Linked DNA regions of Mus musculus: region 1 is linked to region 2. Evidence: chromatin contacts called from ENCODE POLR2A ChIA-PET data. All regions are on one chromosome and are shown on one strand. Each heading gives the region's core, a stretch centred on a gene start or an enhancer-like site at or near the end of the contact. The rest is flanking DNA. Distances are from core to core; before and after follow the strand shown.

What was found. ChIA-PET counts read pairs that join two places held with the same protein, here RNA polymerase II (POLR2A).
Region 1: POLR2A ChIA-PET joins it to region 2 with 16 read pairs in embryonic stem cell. The contact joins the promoter of Tef here to the promoter of Rbx1 in region 2. POLR2A ChIA-PET finds 5 or more read pairs at or near these places in 3 of 5 experiments (Patski and embryonic stem cell).

What each region holds. Positions count from the first base shown.
Region 1 is chr15:81,809,878-81,812,815 of GRCm38, forward strand. It overlaps Tef (thyrotroph embryonic factor), which reads left to right and starts at 1,537. Exons shown (of 4, transcript NM_017376.3): 1 at 1,537-1,843. The coding sequence starts at 1,693.
Region 2 is chr15:81,464,534-81,467,629 of GRCm38, forward strand. It overlaps Rbx1 (ring-box 1), which reads left to right and starts at 1,783. Exons shown (of 5, transcript NM_019712.3): 1 at 1,783-1,917. The coding sequence starts at 1,840.

The DNA.
Region 1 (2,938 bases), core at 287-2,786, 350 kb after region 2:
AGGTCTGCAACGCCTGGGTTTCCTGTGCAGTTTCCTTTCTCCACACTGGATTTATATCCATCAATTTTGATTAAATTAGGAAAGATATTTGCATGGGAACACCGTAGGCTACATCCTGCTTTCTCCCCATTTGACAAAAAGGAGAACAGACTGGAGAAATGGAACAATGGGCTAGAGGATTCAGGTTCAGAAAACGATCAACATCACAAAATCTTGTATTTTAGATTCACAGTCCATCACTCTATTCCTAAGGCTACCCAACGTCCTTTAGCCGCTTCCTTTGGGCTTACTCAGCTAAATTTCTTTTTCCTCAGGTCCTAACACAATCCATGCGCTTCTAGCTGTCTATTGTGGTGTTCTGTAACTACCGCATGAACCACAGGCTGCCTTTCCGCCAGACTCAGCTCCTCCTTCCGAGGCAGGGAGCCATGGGAGGGACGGAGGGACAGAGTATAAACAAGCCAAGTCCCTGCCCCTCTGGGAGCTTAATCCCTGAGCGTCTAGTATTGTCTGGGCTTGAAGCCGAGTATGACTTGTACTGCAAAGAGGTACAAAGTTCTGCGAGCCATCTTGAAGGTTTGCACACCCCTTCACGGCTCACAGGTTTCCTAAGGAACCCAGAAACTATGTTTTGTTTTGCTTTTGACTCTAGTTCAATGTTGAATTTTTAAGACTGAGGAAATGGGCTCCCGTGGAGCAACTGGATAATTCCCAAGGTCACAAGCGAGCAGCTAGTAGTACGGAAGTCTGTCCGGACCCTGGTTCGTGGATAGGTTTCAAGAATGCGCTCTCCGTACTAGTGTTTATTCTGCAACCACGCCCGCTCCCAATCCCTAAATCAGTGGGCAACCTGACACCCGCTGAAGCAGCGGAGCTTGGGACCCGCCTGCCCTCCGCTAACCTCGCGCGGAGCGTGGGAGGAGCGCTGGCTGGCTACCCACGTCCCAGTCCCCTTACCCCCGGGCAGAGTCCGCCAAACAACACAACAGGCCAGTCCTGGCTAGGCCTAGGCCAGAGCCAGCCCCGCCCCTCTCCGCCCCTCTCCGCCCCTCCGCGCCGCAGCCGCACGTGCAGAGCCTCGTGCAATCGCGCCGGCCCCGCCCTCTTGCCCCATTGGCTGCCGCGAGCCTTTCCCTCACTGCCCCGCCCCGCGAGGCTCCGCATCTGCTGCCGCTCCACGTGACCCTCGGGGCTGGGCCGTCGCGCCCCGCTCCGCCTTCCTCTGAGGTGGCTTCTCCGAGGGAAGGAGAAAAAGGAGGCTGCGATGAGGTGGGAGGAAACCTGTAGTCACGAAAGTGGTGGCGAAAGGGACGCGACTGACCAAAAAAGAACAGGGGGGCTCCGCAGAAGGGCCCGACGCTCCCGGGCAGGCGGAGCGATACTCCTCACCTGGCCCAGCACGTGTCTACATCGTTTGGTTCTCACAGCCAATCCTAGCCTGAAGAGCTGTGCCCGCCCTTACGCAGCGCGCACCAATCGGAAGCCACGCTATGGGACCGCTGGCCTGGCCTTATGAATAATGAATGAGACGGAACCAGTCCGCGGGAGGGGTGCGGATGGAGAGAGGTGGGGGTGCAGTAGCGCGTCTGCGCAGTGCTGCCCGTGTCAGCAGCTGCGGCGGGTCGAGCCGCTCCGGCCCGTCTCGGGGTGCGGGCGGGGGAGGCGAGGCGCACGAGTGGGGCGCAGGGCACGATGTCCGACGCGGGCGGCGGGAAGAAGCCGCCTGTGGAGCCTCAGGCGGGGCCGGGCCCGGGGCGTGCAGCTGGAGAACGGGGCCTGTCGGGCTCCTTCCCTCTGGTCCTGAAGAAGCTGATGGAGAACCCCCCGCGCGAGACGCGCCTCGGTGAGGGGGGGGGGCTCGCGCGTGTCTGGGGGCGGGGTTTCTGTAAAGGCGGGGCCTTGTGGGGGCGGGCCGGCCCGGGCCGGGTCAGAGGTCAGGGTGAAGCGGTCCAGTGGTGTGGTGTTTATGCGGGCCCGGGCATGACTAGGGGCCTGCTGGACTAGGCCTCTAGCCCAGAGAGAAAGTCAGGGGGTGATCTGGAAAGGACAAGTCAACAGAACTTTGCAAGGAAGCCGCCACTTAGAGGGGGCTCCAGTGGGGCCGCCTGCATCCAAATCCTGAGGATACTGCTTGCCTTCAAATGCGGGTTCCTGGACCTCACCTAGTCTGCGGATCTTGAGACAGAGCGTGTATTTTAAGAAACACTCCACTGCACCCTCGTGGGTGCAGAGTTCACCACCAAAGTTTGAGAGGCCCTGATCAGTATAGCAGATGGCCTTTGTATGTCTTTGGTCCGTCCTGGAGGAAGACGATTCCTCCTCTCTACGAGTGGACAGTGAGCAGGTCCACGGTGGTGCTTTACTGGAAATGCATCCCTGGGAGGTGTGGATGGAGGAGGCAATTTGAGATGAGGGTCGGTAGTGTCTCCCAGTTGTTTTTAAATCAAAGCCTGGTTTAAAAAAAAATTAAGGGAATGAAGGCTGGGCAAAGTAGGGCTGTGATGAGGGTTAGAATGTGGCCACTCAGGTCCTTCTCCTGGTTGATTGTTGGGAATCACAATAGCAGGACCGGGCTTCATCGAATTGCCCAGGCCACAAGAGTCCCTGGGGCCTGGTGTGGAAAGCAGACTTGGCCTGGGTATTTGGCCTGGAAGAGCAGCAGGACTGCCACCTATTGTGGGGTTTTAGGTCCATTGATGTGTGCTTTCAGTCTGAGATCTTCAGATTTCCAAGAGCTCAGCTTAATTAGGGTATCTGGGAAGGACTTGGCTGTTTGTGGATTGCTTGTATCAGGGATCTCATTTCCCTTTCTAAAATGCTGTTGTTTCTTTCCTTGGGTGTGTTCTGGGGCTGCTGTGCTTATGGTTGTCCCTGTTACGTTATAAATAGCTTCTGCTCATCAGGTGAGGCTAGATTCTCTCCTCCTGCCTCAGGACCT
Region 2 (3,096 bases), core at 533-3,032:
GGCTACCTCATCTAGGTTTGCGTAAGTACTTTATAGAATGTTCACACAATAACAAAATTGCCCAATGCCTTTATTCAAATGTACATGTATTACTGCCTCCTCCCCTCAATCTCACCATCTTGTTTTCTGTAGCATGTATTGCCACCTGAGACACCTTGATATAGTTGTTGATCTGTGTTTATTTCCTTACTGAGTTGACTTCACTGTGGCTTTCCTGTTTAAAGCAGAACCCAGTGTAGCTGAGCATGGTGGTTCTCCTCCCTCTATCCCTAGCACTTGGGAGGTAGAGGCAACAGAATTGCTCAGATTTCAAGGCCAGCCTGGGCTACAGAGTGAGGCCCTATCTCAATAATAATAATAATAATAATAATAATAATAAACCAAAAATTAAAAGACGAAGTAACATACTCAGGATAGTTGTTGACGAATGGATAAATATGTCCTCAGTATCTTAATTAACTATGGGTTTCTAGCATCCCTTAGGGGGTCTGTAGACACATAGACCAATGACAGATTTAGTGTGGGAGGTAGAACTTGGGCAGACACACACACACCTTGCAGGGCTCTCACAAGTCTCTGTGCAAGTTAAAACTGTGGTGGTATTCAGGATGTATTGCCCTGCTTAGCAAGTGCATCAATGACACACCGCATTACACACCAGCAAGTATTTCTTTTAACAGAACATTTCAGGACAGGCAGTGGTGGCGCATGCCTTTAATCCCAGCACTTGGGAAGCAGAAGCAGGCAGATTTCTGAGTTCGAAGCCGGCCTAGGTCCAGTCCTGAGTTCCAGGACAGCCAGGGCTACACAGAGAAAAACCCTTTCTGGGGGGGGGGAGGGGCACATTTCCGGTAAAACCCTTTTTGTTGTACTGTTGAGGGAACTAGAACACACAGGAAATTCAAGGGTGATGTATTCTAGTCATAACTCCGCAAATTTAGGAGACAAAACAGCGGAGGGCTGGACTAATCATGGAAGCTTACAAAACGTATGTGTTCTGTAGCTCGATGGTAATGACCGGTAAGAAAATCAGAATGCCTCACCAGAACTCAAGTTCAGCCACTACAAATGTACTAATTTAATCGTAGCACAGTAGCAAAACTCGATAGGAAATGAGGAGAAAGGAGGACCATTTAGAACTGGCTGGTTATGGGATTTACTATGGCATCCCCATCACCTTTCCTGTGAGAAGATAAAGGCAAAGTTGCAGAATGCCTGCTCTGTTTGCTCCTGGGCCTCTTCTCTCCCTATCAAATAATTTCCCAATCTGAAATTGATAACGCAGACGGTGACCAGGCCTTGGTAAGCCGGGCCACAGGCCTCCAGAGAGACACCGCCTGGCTCCGAAGCCGACCACGGTCAGCAGAAGGCCGGTTTGGAGTTTCGGGTTTCCAAAGACCAGCCCATGCCCTTTGCAACCACGGACTCGGGGGCAGCTCTGTGGATCTGGACCAGGGCTTAAGTCCTGGGGCAGAAGAAGGAAGCAGCCGCCGCCCCAAATGAAGGAGTCAGACCACAGGGCTTCCCAGAATGCGAGAAGCATCGAGACCTCACGGACGTTCCCACCGGTTGGCTCCCTTCTCTCGGCCCCGCCCGGCCCCGCCCGGCCCCGCCTCAATCACTCCAGCCTCCTCCCCAGCTGAGAGAGATGGGGAGGAGGGGGGCGGGAAACCTCCGCCTGCGCCTTTAAGGGGCGTGACCGCAGGCTCCGCCCCTTCTCCACGCTCGCGCCAATGAGGGGAGGGGTGCGGGAGGAGGCGCCTGGTGTGCGGGGCAGGCGGCGGAAAGTGAGCCGGTGCGCAGGCGCAGTGGTCACACGACAGACTGTGTGTTTCCAAAATGGCGGCGGCGATGGATGTGGATACCCCCAGCGGCACCAACAGCGGCGCGGGCAAGAAGCGCTTTGAAGTTAAAAAGGTTGGGCTCGCCAGCGCCTTCCTCAAGGAAGCTAGGGAGGCGCGGATATGGCTGGCAGGCCCGAGGAAGAGCTAGGCGCGGGGGAAAGGGCTTCATTTCAGGGCGTTCCTGGGACCGGGCACCAAGAACGGAAGCCGGGGGGCGGGCCTAGGGTTGATCGGCATGCTGGTGGCCCAGTGTCTGGGGCCCTATTAGTCTTGCTGGGGAAGCTGTGGGGCCAATCGCAGAGCTGCTTACTGAAATACGCGAGGTTGACTTCGATGCGGGAGCCAAGCGCTTGAGCTGTCACTGAAGTGACTGAGAGGTGGGGGAAGGACAGGGTGGGGTGGGTGGGATGCAGACTCGTGAAGAGACTGCGGCGGGTGGAGGATGGGGCCGTGCGGAGAACCCCGGGAACGTGAGATGACAGCGCAGAGGGGCTCTGCCGGTGTTCTTGCTCCGCCCCTTCCTGGATCCTAGAATCTATTGACTCCGAGGGACCTGGCGTGGGCCCTCGATTGTATGGCGGCCTCCATTGGCCTCTAAACCCACAGTCAAGTGTAAAGCTTGGTTCTAACGAGATGGCTACTAGTTGTCACATAGCATCTGCCACTCCAGTGGTTCTCTGATGTCCCTGTACACTTCTAACACAAAATGATAATTTAAAAGCCTGGTGGGCTTTGTTTTAAAAGCAAGCCCAGAACTTGTGCCATTTAAGAAGGTGGAGTACTAATTGCTAATGACCTGAGAACAGAAAAACAAAAATATGAAACGTCCTTTTGTATGCCGTTCCCCTTCATAGTTTGCTAGTCCTTTAAAAGTGTTGATTCCTACCTAAGATTACACAGATCTGTTAAAAATGAAGATCTTGAAGAGGGCAAGGTGTTTTCTTTTTATGGATTATTTTTGGAACGTGTCGCTGAGAATATCCCTCACCCCACCCCCTTTTTGTGTCATCTCATTGTGGCCACTGCTGCTCAGTTACAGCCTGCAGCCATTATGAAAAATAAAAATGTAATGTAGAATTTACTAAACTCTTATGCTTGAATTTGGAAAGTCAAACCAAAGTAGTCCTTGAAAAGGGTGCCTTGTCTAACATAAGAAGTCTTAGGTCGACTTACTGGAGCTAACAAAGTAATTGTTTGGATATATGAACGTTGAGAACATCAGTTTACTTGGTAAGAGGAAAAGAAAATCGCA